Regions from separate parts of the Homo sapiens genome. Here region 2 is linked to region 1. Evidence: chromatin contacts called from ENCODE Hi-C or POLR2A ChIA-PET data. All regions are on one chromosome and are shown on one strand. Each heading gives the region's core, a stretch centred on a gene start or an enhancer-like site at or near the end of the contact. The rest is flanking DNA. Distances are from core to core; before and after follow the strand shown.

What was found. A loop is a pair of places that touch in the nucleus more often than their neighbours do. ChIA-PET counts read pairs that join two places held with the same protein, here RNA polymerase II (POLR2A).
Region 2: a loop to region 1 is called in a map of Caco-2, with 4 times the contacts of the local background. The contact joins two enhancer-like sites. A Hi-C loop is called at or near these places in 5 of 168 maps with a recorded cell type or tissue (Caco-2, Panc1, endothelial cell of umbilical vein and 2 more). POLR2A ChIA-PET finds 5 or more read pairs at or near these places in 2 of 52 experiments (OCI-LY7 and Panc1).

Annotation. Positions count from the first base shown.
Region 1 is chr3:182,714,328-182,719,514 of GRCh38, forward strand. No RefSeq gene overlaps it. Among named protein-coding and RNA genes, the nearest start is that of LINC02031, 73 kb to the left of the region's middle. RefSeq lists cis regulatory regions at 1-73, 851-940. Within about 2 kb of position 1,969, at least 2 of the 41 ENCODE cell types and tissues checked have a DNase peak (open chromatin) inside an H3K27ac peak, as active enhancers do.
Region 2 is chr3:182,758,547-182,763,733 of GRCh38, forward strand. No RefSeq gene overlaps it. Among named protein-coding and RNA genes, the nearest start is that of ATP11B-DT, 32 kb to the right of the region's middle. Within about 2 kb of position 2,430, at least 4 of the 41 ENCODE cell types and tissues checked have a DNase peak (open chromatin) inside an H3K27ac peak, as active enhancers do.

The sequences.
Region 1 (5,187 bases), core at 719-3,218:
CTGAACTAACTGAATAACCCTGAGAAGCCTCAGTTGTCAGCAGCTTCCTCGAACCTTTTGTGCCCAAACTTCTGAAACTGTTTCATCTTGGGTAAGAACAGAAAAGTTCTCTTACAAAAATATGCCTAAAAATATCCTACTGTTGAACTATTGCTGGGGTAGATTGTTTGACACCTGCCAGGAAGCTGTGCTTCCTGGTAAACAAAAAGTAACCCATGTACAGTATAGGAAAGCCATCAAATTTAAAATACTAACAAAAAATCATCAATACTACAACTCGGAGATAACCATAGCCTCTCCCCAAAATTTCCACCTCCCAAATTGCCTATTTCTAGCTTCCCACATTTTCTCTTTCCCAATTTCAGCCTCCCAAGTTCTCTACCAATATTTTCCAGTTGTCTAAATTCACAATATTTGAGACATTTTATTCTTTCCTAACAAAAATAGTAATATCTCCCCTAGAACTGTATTGTTTTAAAAGTGCTTAATCGTTGGAGATCTGTGGCACAGCCATGTGAATATACTTAATGCTACTGAACTACACATTTTAAAATGGTTTCAATGCTAAATTGTATGTTTTTACCACAATTAAAATTTTTAAAAATTGTTTTCAAAAGGAAAAAGTGTTTAACCATTAACATTTTTATACATTTAGTTCAAATTAACTTAAGCAGTCCTGTCCATAGTACATTGAACTGTACATAATACATTGCATTTAAAAATGGGCCAATAAGCAAGCTCATGCTAATAAAATAAATCAAATAACCTTGTGACTTTGGGACTCACTGGGCATGTGTTCCAAAGAACATACCATGCCTAGTGCTGTGGATATCAACAGGGCAAGATAAATGTGAAGGTTAAGAGTAGCCCTTCAACTTCAACTGCAATTTCTCCAGCGAGTTAGCCACAAGGTCCAACTGACCACAGGTGTCTCTTTAGATTAGGTGGTGAGAAAAAGACTGAAAAAGTCCTAGTCTTTGGCAACTACAAGATCATTGAGTGTCTAAGTTGTGAGGAAGGAATAAGAGAAAAAGTGAACTAGTTTGTGGTCAGTCCGAGACTCCATCTAGATTTTAGGATGGAGTGGCAGTGAGGGGTTTTGTAGGAGGGGCTTTCACAGATGGAAGTCATACCAAAGTGAGGGTCTATCATCTTAGAATCTCCAAAGGCAGATGGCATGGGTTCAAACCCTAGCTCTGCCACTTACTAGGTGTGTGGTTAGCTTCACAAATAACTTTATCTTAGTGTGTCTACTATCCTCCTCTGTAAAACAGGAACTACAATGGTAATAAAGTAGTACCTATCTCACAAGATGGGTAAGTAAATTAAAAGAATTAATAGTGTGAGGCCAGGCACAGTGGCTCACACCTGTAATCCCAGCACTTTGAGAGGCTGATGTGGGCGGATCACCTGAGGTGGGGAGTTCAAGACCAGCCTGACCAACATGGAGAAACCCCATCTCTAATAAAAATACAAAATTAGCCAGGCATGGTGGTGCATGACTGTAATCCCAGCTACTCAGGAGGCTGAGGCAGGAGAATCGCTTGAACCTGGGAGGCGGAGATTGTGGTGAGCCGAGATCGTGCCATTGCACTCCAGCCTGGGCAACAAGAGCAAAACTCTGTCTCAAAAAAAAAAAAAAAGAATTAATAGTGTGGCACTTGACATACAGAAAGCACCCGTGTTAGCCAGGATGGTCTCGATCTCCTGACCTAGTGATCCGCCCACCTCGGCCTCCCAAAGTGCTGGGATTACAGGCTCAAGTCTGCTTTTAGCTTCCCTATCTTAGTACACCTAAAAGGGAAAGGAATGTGCTTATTAAGGCCCACTGTTTCACTGAGACCCACTGTATAGGTGTGAAGTTTGGTGATTACCCAGGAGATTTTCCCCAGCTCCTTCTGTGTGGGAGCTGTCTTATCTGTGTTTTACTGTTTGCTCTTTCAGGCTGCTTGTTGTTAGAAGAGAAGTGACTTTTTGAACTGCATGAGATTAGAAAGGGAGCTATGTCTGAGCTGCTTTTTGTTAAAAGGAAAGTTTTCTGCCAGGGACTCACCTAAATAATTTCTCTCTGCCTCCTATAACATATTTCCCCCCTCTGAAATGGAATCCCTAACTGCCGTTAGGGGGAATTGGGTGATGACTTCTTCTGGCTACTTCCTGCTGGAGAGGGGCATTGTGTGGGGAACAGCAGCTAGGGCTCCTCCTGGGGTTGATTTAAGGGTTCCTGGTAGAAGGGAGGTTTCATTTTCAGCTTTATTTAAAGCACCATTTGAAGCTTGGTGGTTTCTAGGTGAGAAGAGATAAAGTTTACAAGGGGGCTTAGAATATAGGGTTCAACTGTGAGTATTAAGACTGCCATTATTAATGGGGGCACAATAGGCCATAACCATGACTACTGAGTTTGTTTGATACCTGCAAGCCATTTAAATGGATTGTGCTATTGTAAGTGGGTGTATGGGGCTTGGCTTTGTTTAGCTTCCTTGGTCTCACCTTCCCTGAAAAAAAGGAAACCTTGGGGTTATAGGTTACCTGTCAGTATTTGTAGGATAATTGCCCAGAACTAGAACATGTTTCCAGATTTTTACATTACCCATGCTTTTTTGTTTCCTTTGAGCTGCAGCCAGAGATTGACAGAAATAAACAGGGTTAGTTTAAAATGTAGGCAAGAACTTAAAAACAATTAATGAGACTACAAGCCAATGACAGATGTATAAGTTTTAAAACATAATTTTTCTCTCTTTAGTCCTCATTTTTGTTAAAAACAACTTATGGTAGGACTGAGCTGTTTGCAAAACAGACTTTAGTTTTAAACTTGGTCTGATTATTTGCATAAAGTCCAGCAAGAATAACCATCTTTTAGATCAGCTTTGATGGAAACTTTTTCCATAAGGAATCTCAGATAGGACCTTTTAAAGCCAAGCCCAGGAATGGGTTGAAACCTTTAAATACATGCGAATTGGGTAAACTTCTTTCTTCTTGAGGTTCCAGGTGCATGGGGTTTCTAGGCCTGTTAGAAAGTGACATTCTTTACTCACCGCAGGCTAGGAGCCCTGTACTGAGAAGCTGTAGTCTAGGTATGAGGCCAGTTTCCTAAGGTGCTTTTTATTGGCTTTACAAGTCAAGCCTGACTCCTTAAAGGGGAACACACCCTTCCAGTCAAAGCCTTGGTAAAACAACCAGTTTTTCCAATTGTGTCCTGTTGCAAAAGAAAATGGATTCTTGTTGCATTGATGCAAACTATATTGTTGTAATTTAAGAATACTTATAACTAGTTTTCAAATTCTAGAGGAACTAGGCAGAGAGAAACAAACACGCTTCAAATCCTATTTACAGGAGTATACTTTACTTAGTTGTTAAAGGCTGTAGCTAGCTCAAGACAAGTTTCCTTGACTCTGAAAAATAAAATAAGGATTAGCGGTGTTCCAAGCAAAAGCCAAAAACTTGCTTCTGTTTTCCATTAGTTCAGTCCATTCTATTAACTTTTGTTTTGCTTGATATTTATAAACATTTCAGCTTTTCATGAGTTCTGTATTTTTGTTGTTGTTGTTATGAGAAACCCACATTTGAGAGCACTTGTTCAAGTCCCACAGCTTGATTATAAAACATCTTTTGAAGAGAATTAAAACAAAACAACAATTATCTGTAAATGACAAAATGTCCAGTTTGGATACTGTCAGAAACACAATTGACAAAGAAACTTGGTTATTTTTATGATTTACAATAACCCAGCATAACAACCTTAATTGTGATTGATTGCACATATTCAGACACTAGAACCCTAGACATCCCATACAGTTGTGGAAAACATGTTAATATTATTCCCTAAAATATAACCTATTAGACATCATTTTGTCAATTCCATGTACCTAAACATGTTAAATAATCCTGTTTACCTCTCTTCTGGATGCTCCAGGGGCCCTCTGCAACACCCCAAAGCCAAAGTTTAGGAAAGACAAACTTCAGACTAAAGTTTGATTTTGGGAAGCCTGTTAAATATGTTCAAAATTCAAAACACTCGATATTATGAAATAGAATTTTAGATTACCATAAGTTTTTTTTATTTGTTTTGTTTTGCCAAAATAAGTCAAAAATTTGAAAAAGCAAAAACCATTCATCAGCCTTTTCTATTACATGAAAATCCTGTTCAAGAGAGGTTAAATTTTACCCTTGCATTAGTATGCTATTAATGTTAACACTAATTTTTAATGAATCCTTATAGACAATCCTATTTAATTTTAACCAGTTTGACCATGAAGTGAGATTTTCACAGACCTGTTGACAAGTTTTCACAACCCTTGACAAGTTTTGGTAAAGAGTAGATTAGCATTGTAAGAAAATCTTGTCGTGCTTTTGTTTTGTGTTTAATTTACAGAAAAAAAAACATATAATACCCTTTTGAATTTAGTTAATATGGTCACACACAGAGTTTCCTTTGCAGGACTAATTTTTACAATCTCCTCACAACTTGCTTAAACCATCCACTTTATTTTATTTAATTGTAAGACAATTCTTTATTCCTAAGCAAAATGTATATTTTCATGCTATCGTATAATTTTTAACTAAAAACATATTTTACTGTTTTTATATGTCTTGCATGCAAATCCATGTTCAGTGGTTTTAATTACAAGTCATAATGGTAATGCTTAGCAATTTTTAACTTTAATGTAAAACCTGCTACGTTTTTTAAATCATGCGCTGGATGCAGATGAAGTTTGACTCCTTCTAGCATAGTTAGGGACATGGCTACTTCAACATGTTCTTGGCCTTACCAGTTGTGAAGCAGGCAAGTTGAAAGTTCTTAAAGGCTAAGGAAGCAGTTTACGGCCAGGCGCGGTGGCTCACGCCTGTAATCCCAGCACTTTGGGAGGCTGAGGCGGGCAGATCACAAGGTCAGGAGATTGAGACCATCCTGGCTAACACGGTGAAACCCTGTCTCTACTAAAAACACAAAAAAAATTAGCTGGGCGTGGTGGCGGGCGCCTGTAGTCCCAGCTTTTCGGGAGGCTGAGGCAGGAGACTGGCGTGAATCCGGGAGGCGGAGCTTGCAGTGAGCCGAGATCAGGCCACTGCACCCCAGCCTGGGTGACAGAGCAAGACTCTCTCAAAAAAACAAAAAACAAAAAAAAAAAGAAGCACTTTACAACCTTAAAACATTTAGCAAACCTAGTATCTGACCTGCATAATTTA
Region 2 (5,187 bases), core at 1,180-3,679, 45 kb after region 1:
CCTACTTCAGCCTCCCAAGTAGCTGGGATTACAGGTGCCCGCCCCACGCCCGGCTAATTTTTGTTTGTTTGTTTGTTTGTTTGTATTTTTTTTTAGTAGAGATGGGGTTTCACCATATTGGCCAGGTTGGTCTTGAACTCCTGACCTCAGGTGATCTGCCTGCCTCGGCCTCCCAAAGTGCAAGGATTACAGGCCTCAGCCACCGTGCCCAGCCCAATCTTACAATCTTATTGAGAGAAAAAAATACAACTGAAAAAAATTAATAAGCAAAGCAACACAATCACATGCTAGATTAGATGCCACAATCAGCTGATACATCATTTCACTAAACAGCCTGCATATTAAACAACCGTTCCGTTTTGTGTATGTGGAATATTTTATTATCAATTATTAGGTGCCCAATGTATGTCAATATCAAATAAAGGGCAAGGAACCTGGAAAAGAATTGAGGACAGATGGAATCATTCATCAAGAAGTGGTTCTCTATTGATTTCACTGAAACCCAAGGTTACCTTTAATATTGTTATGTCTCCATCTTTTAGAGAGATTTTTGGTTTTAATTTTCTTCTTCTCCTTTCCATTTCAGTCTTCTCCAGCAACAAAAGCCAGTAGGCCCAGGTAGTAGCACAAAGTGTTCAGGGTAAAAAAGACCTGAGTTAGAGTCTTACCTGGACCTTTCCATAACAACGTTTTGTTTGTTTATTTGTTTTGCTTTGTTTTTTTTAGAGCTGGAGTCTGGCTCTGTTGCCCAGGCTGAAGTGCAGTGGTGTGATCTCAGATCACTGCAACCTCCACCTCCCAGGCTCAAGTGATTCTCCTGCCTCAGCCTCCCAAGTAGCTGGGACTACAGGCGTGTGCCACCATGTCCAACTAATTTTTGTATTTTTAGTAGAGACAATGTTTCACCATGTTGGCCAGGCTGGTCTCGAACTCCTGACCTCAAGTGATCTGCCCTCCTCGGCCTCTCTAAGTGCTGAGATGACAGACGTGAGCCACCGTGCCCAGCCCCATGACAACTTTTGAGAGAAATTTACTAATTTGAGTCTAGATTGGTGTATTTCTGGATACGGTGTCTTAAAACCAGTTAAGCATGCCATACTGAAAACAAAATTAAAGTTACACTTTATTAAAAATCATTGTTTTTTGTGTCTGCCATACATAGTCTTGGGCTAAGGAGTTAACTCCGTTTGTCTCCACTTCTTCACAGGTAAAAGGAGACATTAGTGCTAAGCTCACAGAGTGAGGATGAGAAAAGCGCAGTTAAGAAGCTAGCATCTGGAACAGACAAGGCGTGGAATCAGATCAGTGGTGGCCGTTATTCTTTCCCATAAAAAAGTGAGGATGTCTATTGTAGAGCAGTGTTTCTCAAGCTTTAAAGCGTATATGAAACATCTAGGATATTGTTACAATGCAGATTCTGATTCAGTAGGTCTGGGGTAAGGCCTGAGATTTGTCATTTCTAATGTTGTTGATTCAGACACCACTCTAAGCAGTACAATTTCGGAGATAAAAAGAACATGGAAATGTCAGAGGAGAAAGATTAACGTGAAGGGAAATAAACCAACATTTATAGAATGCCTACTGTATGCCTAGAAATATATACATAAAATATACATAAACACTTTTTTTTTTTTTTTTTGAGATGGAGTCTCACTCTGCCACCAGGCTGGAGTGCAATGGCGCAATGTTGGCTCACTGCAACTTCTGCCTCCCAGGTTCAAGCGATTCTCCTGCCTCAGCCTCCTGAGTAGCTGGGACTACAGGCGCCTGTCACCATGCCCAGCTAATTTTTGTATTTTTAGTAGAGACGGGGTTTCACCATGTTGGCCAAGATGGCCTCGATCTCCTGACCTCCTGATCCGCCCGCCTTGGCCTCCCAAAGTGCTGGGATTACAGGTGTGAGCCACCGTGCCCGGCCAAACACACCTTTTTTCCCCCTCATTTTATCCTTAAAATAACTCTGAGAAGTAGGGTTTATTTCCTTTATATACAGCAGGAAATTGAGAATCAGGTGCCCTTGTTCATAAGAGATTGCTATAATCCAAAGTTCACATTCACTGCACACCTTGAGAAAGGACACTGAGGTAGCCACATCAACGGAAGTAGATAAGGACAAAGGAGTCTAAGTGCGAGAGAGTGACCACGTAGGGGCGGGCACCAGGGGCCTGCGGAGGGAGAAGTGAAGGGGCTCAGGGATGCGTGAGTACAGGAACGGACTGCAGGGGTAATAAACCGCCTTGTTCCCAAACGCCTTTAAAAGCCAGGCTAGTTGCCGTTCTAAGTCCATCACCTTTTGGGTCAAATCATCATTGACAACGCACTGATGCAACTGTCGCCTTCCATGCAATAAAAAAAATGGATCTGGTGCTACTTCACCTCTCCAAGTTGTTTCTATGGTTACCAAGATAAGGAAGAAAATGCAAAGAGGTCAAAAAGAGAACAAAAGTCCTGCAATTCTGTAGGGACTTTCTCCGCCACTGAGCTTGGCAAAGAGTTCATATCTAATCTAAGTTCAACACTGCACTAGCAAACAAGAGCTGGAGCCAAAGTTATGAGTTCATGATTATAATGAGGTCTAACAGGTGAATGTCACATGGCAAGAGAAAAATGCTGCCATAAGACAATTGCAGTGTTTAGGTTCCATAAACTGTGAACTTCATTTAGGGCAGACACAAAAAACATAATTGTTTTTAACAAGCTACAACCTTAATTTTGTTTTCAGAATGACATATGTAACTGTTTTTATGGCTCCATATTTAGAAATATACCAATTTGGGCCCAAGTTAATACATTTCTTCAAAAGTTGTCATGAAACCTGTAATTGTTAAATAGAAAGAATTCATGTAATCTGTTTCATTAAACTACCAACTCCATTCCTTGAGGATACAGAGCCTGGGATTAATTGGATTGAATAATTCCTCCTCCTTGCCTGCATGAGTAGGACCTAGCTGTGATAATCCCTCATAGTAATCATGATCAAAGAATCAAAATAACACCAGGAAAATGGTAAAGGAACGTGATCAAGAGAAAAGCAGGACCAACTTCATGACAAGGGAAACCAACACGTATTTAGTCTACATAAATGAATTTTATTTAATCTTCACAAACTTGTGAGCTAGGTAATGATATGCCAGTTTTACAGATACTAGGACTGAGGTTCAGATAAGTTAATTAACTTGTTCCTGATCATACTACTAGTAAGTGGCAGTTAGGATTTAAAAAGACAAGGGCAATGCTCTTACAAAGCATATAGGGATTGTAATACAAAGTGTTGGCCGGGCACGGTGGCTCACGCCTGTAATCCCAGCACTTCGGGAGGCCGGGGAGGGTGGATCACGAGGTCAGGAGTTCAAGACCAGCCTGGCCAAGGTGGCGAAACCCTGTCTTTACTAAAAATACAAAAATTAGCCAGGTGTGGTGGTAGGCACCTGTAATCCTAGCTACTCAGAAGGCTGAGGCAGAGAATTGCTTGAACCCGGGAGGCAGAGGTTGCAGTGAGCCGAGATCACGCCACTGCACTCCGGCCTATAGTCCCAGTCCCTGTAGCTGGGACTACAGGAGCATGCCACTTCACGCAGTTTATTTTCTACTATCTTATCAATAGAGCGAGACTCCATCCAAAAAAAAAAAAAAACAGAAATGTTACATGGGACTTTGGAAAGTATTAACAGCAATCTCTCCTGTGTACCATCAACTCGCATCACTGGCCTCCTTTCTGAGGCACTGGTTCTTAGTTCCAGGCCATCCTGACTAGAATGACTCCAACTGTGAAATCCATCACAGGCCAGGCGCGGTGGCTCACGCCTGTAATCCCAGCACTTTGGGAGGCTGAGGCGGGCGGATCACGAGGTCAGGAGATCGAGACCATCCTGGCTAACACGGGGAAACCCCGTCTTTACAGAAAACATAAAAAAAAAAAAATTAGCCGGGCGTGGTGGCGGGCGCCTGTAGTCCCAGCTACTCTGGAGGCTGAGGCAGGAGAATGGCGTGAACCCAGGAGGCGGAGCTTGCAGTGAGCCGAGATCGCGCCACTGCGCTCCAGCCTGGGAGACAGAGCGAGACTCCGTCTCAAAAAACAAAAAAAAAAAAAAAAAAAAAAAAGGAAATCCATCACAATTGGCTGAAACCTTTACCCCTCCCCAGCCTCAGCTTCACTCCTACAGGCTTCTCCCATGGGGATGATGCTCATCTGCTCCCCTGAGCTCCCCATGATGAAAAGCAAGCCCTGGATGCCCACATGAGCACCAAGGAGCCACTATTTCTATCTAAAATTTTAGACTGAAATTTCACTAAAAATGACCGGGTTCATAGCTGGCCCTTGGTGCCTGGTTGTACCCCCTTCCTGAATCTCTGTGGGATTGGAGCCCAGCTCTGAACCCCAGGAAGCTGGCTGGGGACCGCACTGTCTCCTGGGTACTGCTGGCCCCGTTTCCAGAGCTGGACTATGGTATGTCTCATCCCATCATGAACACACCTCTCTGGTTTACAATCTAGTCCCCACAGCATCCAAAACTACTGCTGCCTGCTCTGTCCCTTCAAATTGGATTCCATTCGGCCACTGACCCCTGCATAAAACAAACGGTCTTTGTTGTATGCCATCACCCTCCAACCTCAGCAAGGTATTGTCGAGCTGTTATGTTTTCCAAACCACCACAGGTACACCCTAGTCAGCATATCATTAGCCAGTAAGTCTCAAATCTGTCTCAGCTCAAAATTGCTCCTGTTTTCTTCCAGAAATGCCATTCATCCAGAATGCCATTCTGTGAGAGAAGAAGGGAGAGTGAGGGGCAGAAATCTTTTAATGAAAATGAAATGTACCTACCCTAGCCTCTCTTGATTTAAACTTTTTATATGTAAATTTTACATGTATAATTAGAACAGTTTTAAATAATAGAATTATGCCTAAAATCTGATAATTATTTTCTACTCTCTTTCTCTTTAAAAAAATCTTTTTTTTTTTTTTTTTTTTTTTTTTGAGATGGGGTCTCGCTCTGTCACCCAGGCTGGAGTGCAGTGGCACGATCTTGGCTCATTGCAACCTCTGCCTCCTGGGTTCAAGCAATTTTCCTGCCTCAGCCTCCCAAGTAGCTGGGATTACAGGCACATGCCACCACGCCCAACCAAAAAAAAATCCTTTTTAGAGATGGAGTCTCACTATGTTTCCCAGGCTGGAGTGCAGTGGTTATT